Linked DNA regions of Homo sapiens: region 2 is linked to region 1. A link is a contact called in ENCODE Hi-C data. All regions are on one chromosome and are shown on one strand. The core of a region is the stretch at or near the end of the contact, and the rest is flanking DNA. Distances in the headings are between cores, read along the strand shown.

The links. Hi-C counts contacts between places; a loop is a spot of excess contacts on that map. Pooled maps may share reads with other maps.
Region 2: a map of heart right ventricle shows a loop between it and region 1 (2.6-fold over the local background). The contact joins two enhancer-like sites. A Hi-C loop is called at or near these places in 4 of 168 maps with a recorded cell type or tissue (Right ventricle myocardium inferior, heart left ventricle and heart right ventricle) and 5 of 50 pooled maps.

What each region holds. Positions count from the first base shown.
Region 1 is chr13:80,465,605-80,472,543 of GRCh38, forward strand. No RefSeq gene overlaps it. Among named protein-coding and RNA genes, the nearest start is that of SPRY2, 130 kb to the left of the region's middle. Within about 2 kb of position 4,472, at least 13 of the 41 ENCODE cell types and tissues checked have a DNase peak (open chromatin) inside an H3K27ac peak, as active enhancers do; they include heart right ventricle, where a contact is called at or near this core.
Region 2 is chr13:80,601,088-80,608,688 of GRCh38, forward strand. No RefSeq gene overlaps it. Among named protein-coding and RNA genes, the nearest start is that of SPRY2, 260 kb to the left of the region's middle. Within about 2 kb of position 3,189, at least 3 of the 41 ENCODE cell types and tissues checked have a DNase peak (open chromatin) inside an H3K27ac peak, as active enhancers do; they include heart right ventricle, where a contact is called at or near this core.

The sequences.
Region 1 (6,939 bases), core at 3,222-5,721:
GTTGCTAAAGAGTGGTTACTATATGAGTAAAGGGTTTTAGTTTAAAGGCCACATACAAATGGAAGAAATAAATTAATTGAAATGATACTGCAAATCCCAGAATTACTGGGAAGGCAGAATAAATAGGTTTCGATTTAATGCAGCAAGAGTCACAACAACAAGAACAACAACAGCAAAACACATCATGTAACTGGTCTGGAGAAAATAGCAGTTGGTACACTGCCGAGAACTACGCCTTCAGGTGTGTCTTGCCTGCACTATTGCTGGTAATTCCTGAATTTGGCTCCTGAATTTCAGCCTAGTGTCCCTGAAAAGCAGATACTATGCCATCACCACTATCAGCAGAGCACATTTTCAACTATCTTTTCTTTTTGTCATTAGTTCTTTATTTATAATACAGGCTGGGTACATCTGAGAGATGCTGTGGAAATGTGCCTGTCCCCTAGCTGCAAGAAAGTCTGGGATAGCGAGTATATACCACCTTTTGCTTCTGCAGTAGGATATACCTCCCATCAAGATCTGTAAGTTGTGAATGTCTCTAAATTTAAGGAGGAAGATCAGATGCTAGGCACCCCCCAAAAATGACAAATGTCTATGATAGGATACCACTCTTTGGCTGCCTAAAATCGTAACATATTTCTTTCTACATGTATACTTCGATTTTTTCAGATGTCATAGTAAAATGATCTCATAATAGACATTGGAGACTATGAACGGTGAGAGCATGGGAAGGGGGGGTGAAAATTGAAAAACTACCTAATCGGCACAATGTTCACTATTTGAGTGATGGGTACACTGAATGCCCAGACTTCACCACTACACAATATATGTATGTAAGAAACCTGTACTTGTGGATGTGAAGGTCCTCTTCAAGGAGAACTACAAACCACTGCCTAAGGAAATAAAAGAGGACACAAACAAATGGAAGAACATTCCATGCTCATGGATAGGAAGAATCAATATCATGAAAATGACCATACTGCCCAAGGTAATTTATAGATTCAATGCTGTCCCCATCAAGCTACCACTGACTTTATTCACAGAATTGGGAAAAACTCCTTTAAAGTTCATACGGAACCAAAAAAGAGCCCTCATAGCCAACAGAATCCTAAGCAAAAAGGACAAAGCTGGAGGCATCACGCTACCTGACACCAAACTATACTACAAGGCTACAGTAACCAAAACAGCATGGTACTGGTACCAAAACAGAGATATAGACCAATGGAAAAGAACAGAACCCTCAGAAATAACACCACACGTCTACAACCATCTGATCTTTGACAAACCTGACAAAAACAAACCATGGGGAAAGGATTCCCTATTTAATAAATGATGCTGGGAAAACTGGCTAGCCATATGTAGAAAGCAAAAACTGGATCCCTTCCTTACACCTCATACAAAAATTAATTCAAGATGGATTAAAGACTTAAATGTAAGACCTAAAAACCATAAAAACCTTATAAGAAAACCTAGGCAATACCATTCAGGACATAGGCATGGGCAAAGACTTCATGACTAACGCACCAAAAGCAATGGCAACAAAAGCCAAAGTAGACAAGTGGGATCTAGTTCAACTAAAGAGCTTCTGCACAGCAAAAGATACTACCATCAGAGTGAACAGGCAACCTACAGAATGGGAGAAAATTTTTGCAATCTACTCATATGACAAAGGGCTAATATCCATAATCTACAAAGAACTTAAACAAATTTACAAGAAAAAAATAACCCCATCAAAAAGTGGGCAAAGGATATGAACAGACACTTCTCAAAAGAAGATATTTATGCAGCCAACAGACATATGGAAAAATGCTCATCATCACTGGTCATTAGAGAAATGCAAATCAAAACCACAATGAGATACCATCTCACACCAGTTAGAATGGCGATCATTAAAAAGCCAGGAAACAACAGGTGCTGGAGAGAATGTGGAGAAATAGGAACACTTCACACTGTTGGTGAGAGTATAAATTAGTTCAACCATTGTGGAAGACAGTGTGGCAATTCCTCAAGGATCTAGAACTAGAAATACCATTTGACCCAGCTATGCCATTACCAGGTATATACTCAAAGTATTATAAATCATGCTACTATAAAGACGCATGCACACATATGTTTATTGCAGCACTATTCACAATAGCAAAGACTTGGAACCCACCCAAATGTCCATCAGTGATAGACTAGATTAAGAAAATGTGGCATATACACCATGGGATACTATGCATTCATAAAAAAGGATTAGGTCATGACCTTTGCAGGGACATGGATGAAGCTGGAAACCATCGTTCTCAGCAAACTATCACAAGGACAGAAAAACCAAACACCACATGTTCTCACTCATAGGTGGGAGTTGAACAATGAGAACACATGGACAGAGGGTGGGGAACATCACACACCAGGGCATGTCAGGGGGTGGCAGACGGGGGGAGGGATAGCATTAGGAGAAATACCTAATGTAAATGACGAGTTGATGTGTGCAGAACACCAACATGGCACATGTATACATATGTAACAAACCTGCACACTGTGCACATGTACCTAAAACTTAAAGTATATATAAAAAAAGAAACCTGCACCTGTGCCCCTTAAATACAGAAAAATAGTTTTTAAGAAAGAAAAAAATACAAAAAAATTCCATATAAGTCTGAGGCTGTACTCCCAGCTTACCAAAAGGGAGATAACACCAATCCTATCAGTTGTCGATTGGCCCAGGCCACCCTCTCTGAGTAATAGCAATTCCTCCCCTTGTTCTGCTGTGACCCTGACCAGAGAGTCTTTCAACTATGGATTTCATTGTGAAGTTAATTGTATAAAATAGTGAGGAAGAGGGAACTGAGAGTTGGAAGACTAGTTAAAGTTACGTTAGTTAAGCTATAAGCATATGTGTGATACTGAGAGGAAGATTTAAAAAAAAATTCACTGAGGTGGGTTCACAGAGACCCCCTTTCACTTCCATTTGATTTTTTTCCTTTCATCCAGCTCCATCTTATACATGCATGAAACAAGTCTTATTGATAAGGCTTTCTCAGTTTATCACAGCCTTTTTTACATTTCCTTTCCCCCATAGCCATTATCTTGGATCCAGATATTGGAGAACCTCTATATTGCCCAGACATTTTCTTTTTCCTTTCTCCTCCACAAATTCTTTTTATAAAAGCTAGTTATCTTTAAAAATGCACATGTAACTGTCTCTCTCTCTCAGCTTCCAGTGATTTGTAATTACCCTTTTGAGAAAGTCGAGCGCTCTCAGCATGGCTTAGAATATCTTCCCAGTTTGACCGCTGCCTTCCCCAGCCTCATCTCCCATGTCTCTCTTTCTTTGTGCTCCAGTTACATTCCTATGTCAGTTTCTCAGAAACTCCATTCTCTTTCCAGCCTCAGGGCCTTGCCGTAACCTTTCCTTTACTTTGAAATATTCTTGCCAATGCCTTCTCATTCTCCAATTTCTGGAGTCTCAGCTGAATTTCAGATCTTCAGGTCTTCATCATACATGCCTCTTCTAAGCCCAAACAAGCAAGGTGGCCATGTCTGCTGCTCTTTATACCACTTATTGTCATGGGCATGACTTCTATTGCTATTAGGTTGGCGCGAAAGCAGTCACTGCTTTTGCCATTGAAAGTAATGGCAAAAACCGCAATCACTTTTGCAACAACCTAATATTTGCTAAGTGCCTGTCTTGCTCCATTGCTCCAAAAGGAAATGGGCAGTGTCAGCCTGTGCACTGCTGCCTCCTCAGTGCCTGGGATACCTGTGACCTGACACAAGGGAGGCACCCAGCAAGTAATTGCTGAACAAATGAGTATGGGAAGAGGTTCTGCCTTGGTCATTATCAGGCCAGGCATTATGTTTTCAGGTTTCCATTTTCTCATGATAAAACTTCTTCATAAGAGGAAATCATCCTCTGATTTCTCAGGTAATTGAGGTTTGAAGGTACGAATGGGAAGGTATGAATTCTGTTTGCATTAAGGAATGAAGCTCATTTTGCTGTGGAGAGGTAGAATCGTTTTGCAAGAGGCCAAAATATCATTTGTTTCCCAGCACTAAACTTTGGCAAGAATAGTTCTCTGCTAATTCAAGTGACCAAGAATTTATGCAATTTCCTCTGAAGAAAATTATCCTTTTGAGAGCAGGAAGAAATATTTTACCCCCCTTACTGAAAGTTAATCGTTTTACCAGGATCTGTTTCTTCTTGCACCTGATTTTCTTCTTTCTTACACAATCAACTGTATCTGCTTTGTATAAATCTCTTGAATTTAAAAATTTGCCTTTCAGATGCCTGGTGTCCTAGGATGTGTATATTGAATCACCAGAAATAATTCAGTGACATATTATGCTAGCTTATTTCATACATATTTCCAACTTATGACTCATTGGTTTGAAGAGGACAAATGTGAACTAAGAGAAAACAGAGGACTTGATGTACTTGTGCCTGAGAGGATGAATCACTGTGCTGCTGGCGAAGGATCCTGGGTCAGAGTTGTCTGTCTCATGGGTTTGAATGACCCTCAGTGTTCTCTGTCCTGGCCCCACTCATGAACTCACATGCAACCTCACACAAACACACATCCAAAACACCACTCGCTTCTTACTTTGGAAGCCCCACAAAACTATTTCAGGCTGGAAGGCATGCATATAATAAAGAAAGTGGTTGTCTTGGAGGCTACAACTTGATAAAGGAACACGTCAGAGAGACCCAAAATGTTCACAGTGGCATTTTCATTCTCAGTGTTCAAGGAGTTGTATTTTCCACTCTCTCTCCACCATCTGTTTTTCTTACTATAGCAAATGTCATTTCCTATGGCGTTTAGCAGAATATGAAATGGGATTGTTTTCTAGTGAATTTTGATGCAGTTTTATGATTTTCCTTAGAGCCTGCCTGCCTGCTTTCTTTCTCTCCTTCCTTCCTTCCTTCTTTCCTTCCTTCCTTCTGTCCGTCCGTCCATCCATCTTTCCTTCCTCCCTTCCTTCCTTCTTTCCATCCTTCCTTTCATTTTACTAAAAAAAGTAGAAGTAGCTTTAACAGTACATTGATCAGACCAACTTTAAAATAACTCCTGTAGATTTGCCTCTAAACCTGGTTTGAAATTTGTGATAAGACAAAGTTCTTAAATATGTTAATTTTTAATCTGTTTATAACAAGCACAAATTCCCAAAGCGGTGTAAAGCTGTTAAGCAGTAAATTCCCATTAAAGTGACAAGCTAAGGATTTAACTTAATTGAAGGGGGAATGTGTATGTGGTTTTGTGTATGGAGGTAGAGAGGTGTGTGCCTGTGTGTCTGTAAAAGTAGTAAAGGAGGATACAAGGTAGAGGAAAGAGCAAAAGAGGAGAATTCAGGAAACAATAACAGCATGTACTTACATAGCATTTTCTATGTGTCAGACATTGTATGAACTCTACATTTTTAATTTAATTCTCAACATAGCCACACATTGGAGGTATTGTTGCTTTCTCCATTTTACATATGAGAAATGTAAAGGTTAAATCCTACAAAAGCTAAGGTCACACAGCTATTAAGTGACAGAGGTAAATGGTTCACATCCTAAGCATTATATTATGCTGTTTTCTCTCAACTACGACTCAAGCATACATTTGTAGCATAATGAAAGAGAGGATCCTTTGTGAAACATTAGCACCAGATTTATTGTCTCTTTGGGCAGAGAAAAGCCAAAGGGTTTTGGAAATCTTTCACCAATAGCAAGACTGTGGTCTACCGGAGAAGGTGGCTGTGTAGCTTAAGGGAATATGGCAAAGAGAAGCCAAGAGAGAACTCAGAATGTCTGGAGTATGAGATGTAATCACTGGGGCAGTATTGATGGTGGACTCTGCCCATGAGGCGCAACGCTGTGATGTCTGTTCTGGAAATATGTCACCACTTCAACTCTTCTCTTTCCATGACTGATTAGATGATGATTTACTCTCACAGAAAGAATGGAGATTAGGATGGGAAGAAAAGGCTCCCTCTGTTGAGGATGGCTCAACTCTGTGAAGCTGCTAGAGAGGTGCCACAGGAAGATGAGAGTTGAAATTAACCTTAGGGAAGGCAGAGATAGAAATAAATTGATTCATATTTTAGAGATATGTTTTTAGGGTCAACTATTCTGCTTTTCTCCAACTTAAAAAAGAAAAACTCTTATTACAATAGGTTTCCTCTTCCTAACAAGGGCTTCAGTACTTAAATAGGGTTCAATGATGGAGTTAATTTCTTGGATTTAGGATCCCACTGCTCTCCATTCCTTCTTTCCTATTTATTCATAAAATCTAATTTTGGTTCCAGACTCCATGTATGTCACTTTCATTAAACAGGAAATAATATTAAATTTTGCAGCCACCACAGGAGTAGCAGTTTTGGGAATTCTCATTCACTCTGAGTTTATAAGAAGGCTCAGAAAAATTGACAAGTATGTTCTTCAAATTGTCATTAGGGTAAATTTGTTGAGCTTTACACAATTTTGGGTAGGATTTTAACCTTCAGAGTTTTTTGGCACACAAATGTATTGACTTGGCAACCATTGTGTGTTCCATACAGGCAAAACCTTGTTGGCATTTGGAGTATCTGGGAGAGGAAAAGAAAGATAATCTTTTCTTCTCTTGGCTTCAGATCCAATATAGACAGAAAAAAAATCAGACAAAATATTATTTCTTGGCCGGGCGCAGTGGCTCACACCTGTAATCCCAGCACTTTGAGAGAAGGAGGCAGGTGGATCATGAGGTCAGGAGATCGAGACCATCCTGGCCAACATGGTGAAACCCTGTCTCTACTAAAAATACAAAAATTAGCTGGGTGTGGTGGCACGCGACTGTAGTCCTAGCTACTTGGGAGGCTGAGGCAGGAGAATCACTTGAACCTGGGAGGTGGAGCTTGCAGTGAGCCAAGATCGCGGCACTACACTCCAGCCTGGGTGACAGAGTGAGACTCCGTCTCAAAAGAAAAGAAAAAAAA
Region 2 (7,601 bases), core at 1,939-4,438, 130 kb after region 1:
CCTCCTCCCACCTCATTTTCCCAAGTAGCCAGGACTACAGGTATGCGCCACCACACCCAGCTTATTATTTTTATTTTTTTCATAGAGATGGGTTCTAAATATGTTGTCCAGGCTGGCCTCAAACTCCCAAACTTAAGTGATCCTTTTGCCTTGGCCTCCCAAAGGTCTAGGATAACAGGTATGAGACACCATACCTGGCAAGAAAATATTTTTAATGGCACATATTAAGTGGTTCTAGTGGAATGTTATAATTCCGAGAGCATCTACTCATTCACCTTAGTTTAAAAACATTAAGGAAGAGGTGTCTTTATTAACATCTCTCTGTCACACTATACATATATATCCAAGCCCTGTTCATTTTTTTTTCTGTATAAGATCCCTCAAACTTTCATGATTCCAACTCCACGGTCATACTCATTGCTTGAAATATTTAAATATTTTATCCTATATGATAAAATTCAAACTTCTCGCTTGATGTAAAGTTCATGATCTTTTATCTCTTATTAGTCTTATTTCTCATCTCCCTCTAACTTGTACTATTCTTTCTTATAACCATACAAATCCACATGTGTTTTTTCTACCATATTCTCCTTCTGCCTGGAATGCTCTTCTACTTCCTGGGGTATATTTTACTATTAATTAAATTATGTCCCTCTTTTTGTGAAGCTTTTTTTGTCCCTTTAATCTGAATTAGAGGTCTCTTCCATATCCTTTCATTATGGGACTTATCATAGTGCATTACAATTTTCTGTTGATTTTTTTTACTTCCCTTATTTTCATAGCAAGGTCTATGTCCTTTAGGTATTAAATTCTTGCACCCACCAAATAAGGTAGACCCTGGTAATCTGTGTATACAATGAATGAAATTATGCAATAACGCTACATGGAAAACTAATATTTTAAAAAATGGAAGTTTCAATAGTGCTACTGTAAAATACTTTTATATCTCGATAAGCAAAGATCATAGTGTTTGTAGTACAATTCCTATGCTTTTGCAATCAAGAGGATACTCAAAAGTGCAAGTGCAATGCAAGAGGCTAGATTACAGCTAATCACATTTTCTTGGAACTGCTCTTGCCCAAGAACTAGTACAAGAGAAATGTTACCTCTCTCTTCCCTGAGTGATGCCAAGTGGTACACAAAACATGGAATGAAAATATAGTCATTTTTTACATACCATATAGCCTCTTGTGAGTATCCTGAAAGACCTAAGATAAATTTGGTAAAAATCATACTAACAATGTATATTGATTATAAGGAGATATTTTATAAAAATGATTATTAAAAAATGCACTGCATTTTCACCGTGTGTATATAAACACATAAGTATAATGCGGCGAAATGCATTTTTCCAAATCAAATCTTACTGTAGGGATGGGGTATTCCCTTCATTTTCACTTACACATCCAAAGATTCCCTTAAGGACTTCCTTTGAAACTTTAGTTCTGAAAAGCATTGTTTGAAAAGTGTCAACTTAAAAAAAGAACATGACTATATAGGACATGTCAAATGTCATCAAACTCTTTTCTTATCCTTATATTCTAGAGATTTTTACAGAATAATAGATTTTGCTTTGCAAAATCTAGGCACCCACAGGTTATATAAAATCTGAGACCCTGTAAAACGTTCAATTTTCTATAAGAGTATCAAAATTCCATTTTATATAGAGGGATGAAAAAAGTAATAATTCCTACCCAAAATGAGTGAAGCTATCATTTACATTTTATTTGTGCAATATAGCTAGATTCTGAATTCTAATTTGATTTATGGTATTTTGAATTATAAATTTGAGAAATCATGGAACTTCTTTATATACATTATATAAGCATATTATTCGTTCATAGAAACATGGAATAGTTGGCCCTATCAGCTTCTTTGCCATAACTCATACAAAGTTCTCCTTGAGCATAATTTTGAATCCCCTTATCAACTATACCTCCTTTTTCTAAAAAACCTCAAATTCATCGATGTCTCTCTAAAAGCACAGTGCTCAGCAGTGATCTGAGTGGAGTAGAGAGGGATTTACAACTTCCTTGTTTCAAATGTCATATTTGACTGTTAAGCCCAAGGTTGCTTTAAATTTGTCAGAAACAACTATTTGACTCAGTTAAAACAAATACCTAAGTCTTTACAAAATCGACTTATCTTACCTCAGGGATGAGCAATACAATGGATTCCTCATAAAATCAGTTTAGTTTAAAAGGTAAAGAAATCCTTTTGAATCTGTTGTAAATATGTATTATAATTATATCCAAATATGCATACCCAGAATTTGAGATGATGTACAAGGAAACAATCAAGGGAAAGGATAGACTCACAAGCTATTTTCAGGATTAAAAAATACATAAGGAACGTTTAGTGTTTATTGATAATAAGGGTGGAAGAAACTAAAATGTTGAGTGTTTTTCCTTTCAGTTGGAATCATATCAACTCAGTGTTGCAATAATGTTGCTCATTTTGTTGTTCTGTGGTTGTTCTGTGGTTGTTGCTCATTTTGTTGTGCATTTTGTTGTTCTGTGGTCACATGTGTATATGTATGTATATAGCATATATTTGTTTAATAAACATGAGAAAAATAAGTGAATTATCTTTAAATAAATGCAACATACCAGCTGTAAAAATTCCAGTGGAAACATTCTGGAATTGGTATCTTCAAAAGGTAAATAATCTAAAAATATGAATAAGTTTTAAGAAGATTTAATAAAGCTCCTGGTTGGAATTTACTGTGCTGGTTGTTAAATTTCAAAGGGCATTCCTCATCCACTGTGGCTGACAGAATATGGGCTGAAAGAACCATCCATACAACTTACGGCTTTTGTGGCTGTCTCTTTATGACTGTGGTCAAGTTTGTCCTTGAGACCCTCATACAGACAAAGCCCCTTCTGCATATGCCTCCTGTAACAGCCCCTTGGAAGCCCTCTTTTCCACTTTTTTAGACATTCATGAACAAACATTATGGTCAATGTTATGAAAGAAAAGCAACTTTCATTTGTCTCAAAAATTTATTTGCTACTTCTCCCCAATTTAGTTGGTAAGACTAAAAAAATCCTGTCATACATAATTTAAATTTCAGGTAAAGCAAATAGAGAAAATTCTGAGTTTTCAATTTGGAAACTTGTTTAGCCTTTCCTGGTGTTTCAGAGTACTCATCGAGCTTTAGTGTCTTGGTTTCAGAATGTGTGCTCAGCAGTTCTGGCCACCAGAGAGTTCCCTTGCTCAGGATCCTGCCTCCTCTGGTCGAAAGCCACAACATCTGAAATTATGTTTTATCATCATACTGGGATGCAGTTATCATCATTCTTTTTCTTAAAAATGACTAAGTTATTTTTCATTTTGTGTACATGTCATTATTCATACAGAAACCATTCATTGCCGTTGGGAATAGCATGGGCATTTTGAATTTTTTCCACTATTTTATCACTAATTACCTGCATCCCAATTTTTATTGTGGCAATACAAAAGGTTTTATATATGGGTTTCTTAGTATGTTTTTCTGAGTATCTTTATGGAGCACCAAACAATGGATATAATGTTAACAACATTAAGGGGTAACTAAAAGAAATTGTATCTTAACAAATTGGAGTTCTTTTTTAAGTAAAATAATTTTCTGAATATGTTTTGCTAGAGAGCATAAATTTCATTCTATGAATTACGTATGCCTTCAAGCAACTCCTCTGACAGCATAGTTTGGCAAAACTTCCCTTTGGTTAAGAAGGGGGCACGATATTCATAACCATTTCAAATTGTGGCAGGTGAAGGGAAAACCTAATGACATGAAGTGAGGCTGAGGGTAAACAAAAAGATAACTGCAAATGGAGTTCACAGGATACCACAGTATTTTAATCAATATAATTAGTACTTAATTCTCCTCTTTTCCCAATTGTAAAAAATTGAACTGAGCTCATTTATTTACACATAAACCTGATCTTTTGAGATGTTATACTAATGCAGAATAAAATAAAATAAATTTGTTAAACAAAAGTCTTGGGATTAGATTGCAACTTGTAAGTCATCTTCATATCTTGAATTCTATCTTAAATCTTTTCCAGTTTGTGAGGCATTTGGTATTCACTCCTAACTATGTAATAATCTAGATTGCAAGCAGAGTGCAGGCACTAGGCACGTGTTAAGAATTTTAGGCTGTTCTTTGCGAGAGCAAAGAGTTGCAAATTGAAACTAGCTGTGCCTTTCACTTATGATAGTGAATTTTTTCAATCAAGAAAGAAAGTCAGTTTGTAGGTTTAGGATGGATTGACTTGATTAAAGCAGATCCAGATTTTACTACCACTTCTGATTCTAATTTTTCTGCATGCTTTTATTTCAATTTAATTGCTAAAGAAATGGGATTTATATTTTAAATTTATTTTATGTATGCTATTTACCTATTGTCCTAGAAATGTTATTTCCTATCATAGGACACTCTTGATGTCTCTGTATTCAAGGTACAGGTTGTAGTGTGGTTAGATTTAGAGTTTAGCATCAGTGATCTCTGATATAGCTTTGTTAGGCATATTGAAATTTTTGTGGCAGTTTAAAAAATCATAAATGGATAATATATTCAAGTACTACATTTTGTTTCTTCTTTTTTCCATATTAGTTTTGGAGAGTTACTATAGAGGGGTCCTTTGTAGACATTTCTCTTTCCTGTCCTTTGATGCTCAAATTATTTTATATAAATTCAGAAACAATCAGATTGGCTGCCTTCATTTTATTTTTTGGAACTGATTTCCTCTTGATTGTAAATTTGTCACTGGGGAATCTTTTTCTCTTTTTAGGCCAAACAGCTGTTTTAAATTTTAGTTTTCTTTTCTTTTTTCCCCCATTAAGGAGGTCAGGTTCCTTTGGGGGGGAAACTTCAGTTCATTATGTTCTTTTCTTTTATATCAACATGCACAACAACAAAATACAAATTGCTTTTGGGTTGAGATTTGCTGTAATAGATTTAGTAGTATTCATTTAAATACCTTGGCATTTCCAAATGGTAGCACCACTTCCAACCCTTAGCAGAATTAGCAGCTTATTATAGCTAACTTATTTTATTCTGAAAATACAGAAAATACATTCTTAGCCATGTATTAGTGAGTCGTTGAAAAGAATGACATTTGTTTAGCTTTTGTTCCTATTTTGCTGTGCTTTCACATTCCCTTTATGTATATCCAGGTCTGATTAACACAAACCATTAACCAAAGCCTGTTTTAGATACTGTAGATGTTTTGGCATCTGTTCATTTTATAGACGCCAAAACATTTATAGAATGCCTATTCTTTTTATATAATATCTTGAATTAAGTGATTTTTTCATGTCTCTGGTTCTGAGAACCAATGAGCTCTCTTGGAATGAATCTATGTAATCACCATTAGTGACTGGCAACATAGATTTTGTTCTATTGCAGATCATTATTAGTTAAATTAGTAAAATATTGACTTACACTTAACTTGATGAAAAATAAGTGAAACTTAAAATAGTGAAACTCATAGATGTTTACAATATCTTTCTAAATGTCAGAATATCATCCAGGCCTAAGTAATCATTTTTTTTTTTAAGATGAAGTCTCGCTCTTGTCCCCCAGGCTGGAGTGGCATCATCTCAGCTCACTGCAACCTCTGCCTCCCGGGTTCAAGCAATTCTCCTGCGTCAGCCTCCCGAGGAGTTGGGATTACAGGCGCCTGCCACCACGCCTGTAAGTAATCTTACCTCTGTTCTCTTAATAAATGGAAATAGGACAAATATAATACTCATTTATATTCAAACAATCTATTTGCTCTTCCCTCCTTCCTTCCCAAGAATTTGAAATATAGATTGATTTAGTCCACTGAGATATGTATCATAGAAACGCAAAGAGAGTCAGTTATGTGTTGGGTGGGAAAACACATTTTAGCTTCCTGTAGCTTTATAATCACACCTCCAAATTTGAGTATGGGCAGAGAAAACCAAGAGTGTTTGCTATATGAAAGACCTTGCTTTTCTTCTATTTAATGTTTTCTCTTTCTAAAGTTTCAAAGATCTAGATAGTAACTAGAAAGTAGTAACTACTACTTTCAAAAGCACTGTGAAGAATGATGAAACCATGAGGACACGTGTATGATTTATCACCACTTTCTCTTCTCTGAACTATAAACTAAGAGATAATTTCCATTTATGATTGAAACCATGTAAGTCATCAAATTGTCAGCAACTTGAGGAGTTTTGGCCAGAAGGAGTGTGTGTAAGACCAGGTTAAGGAGAAGCACTTGAAGGCAACATATAGCTGGTTTGATGCTGTATCACAGGTGACAGTAACAAAACAAATTTGATGCTATATCACAAATGACAGTAATGAACAAAGCCACCTAAGCAGTAGTATTCAGAAATCAGGACAGATGTTTTTTCAAGTTGGCAAGTAGTACCCTCATGCATCTTGGTGACAGGAACTATTGCAAGAGATGGCAGACGTATTACAGAGCAACAGTCAAGAGACTGGCTGCAGTGAACTCCCCTCACAACGTAAGTTTGGTCTGAGAGTTGACAAGGCTATTCCTACATCAAGAAAGACAGCTGCTGATGTTAGGTCTGGAATCTGACATTGTACTTCACAAAACTGAACAACAAATGCATATAATAAAACTAAAGAGAAATGAGTGGATGAAGACATGCAATTTTTCCATCTTGAATTACTCATCTTTCCAATACTCTCTTCTCTCTCTCCCTGTCTCTTTCTCTCTCTCTCTCAGAGCAAAAGAGAGTTCATCAGGAACTAGAAAAACAAAACTAATACAAATAGATAAAAATGTATATTTATCTTTGTATGGGGTTCATAGGAGCCTATTAGTCATATCTCCACCTATTCTTAATTTCTTCTTTTTTTTTTTTGGGATGGAGTCTCGCTCTGTTGCCCAGGCTGGAGTGCAGTGGTGCGATCTCGGCTCACTGCAAGCTCCGCCTTCCGGGTTCATGCCATTCTCCTGCCTCAGCCTCCTGAGTAGCTGGGACTACAGGTGCCCGCCACCACGCCCATCTAATTTTTTGTATTTTTAGTAGAGACAGGGTTTCACCGTGGTCTCGATCTCCTGATCTCGTGATCCGCCCGCCTTGGCCTCCCAAAGTGTCTTAATTTCTTAACTAATTGAAATAGATGCAAGAGCCAACTGGGCATTGAAATACAGCATGAGGTTATTTTTTGATTGAAGGAAGCAGCTTAGACTCACATTGAGTGTTTTACAACTTCTCAAAATGAATTCAAGCAAACAGTTAATAGATGGACAGATGGAGATAGCAGACTTTCCCTTAAAAGGGCAGGATATGCCCTGGTGTTGGTTACTGGGCAAAATAGAAATAGAGAGAACAAATTTCATTTTTAAGAGCAAGTACCTTCAAGAGAGTTAAAACAGAGACCTAACAACAAGTAGGCAATGACCTTTCATATATTATTTCTATCTAGTGGAAAAAAAAAAAAACAAAGGATGCCAGGCTCTCATTAGTCTTTGTAGCTTCCTTTTCAATGAGGCAGAGAGAGAAGGGGCAGAGAATGGCAGAAATTATTTTCCAAAGTGCTTCACTGAGATGGCAGCAGAGCTGGTCAATGCTTCTATTTTATGGAACCATGAAGAAATACGGTGACTGGA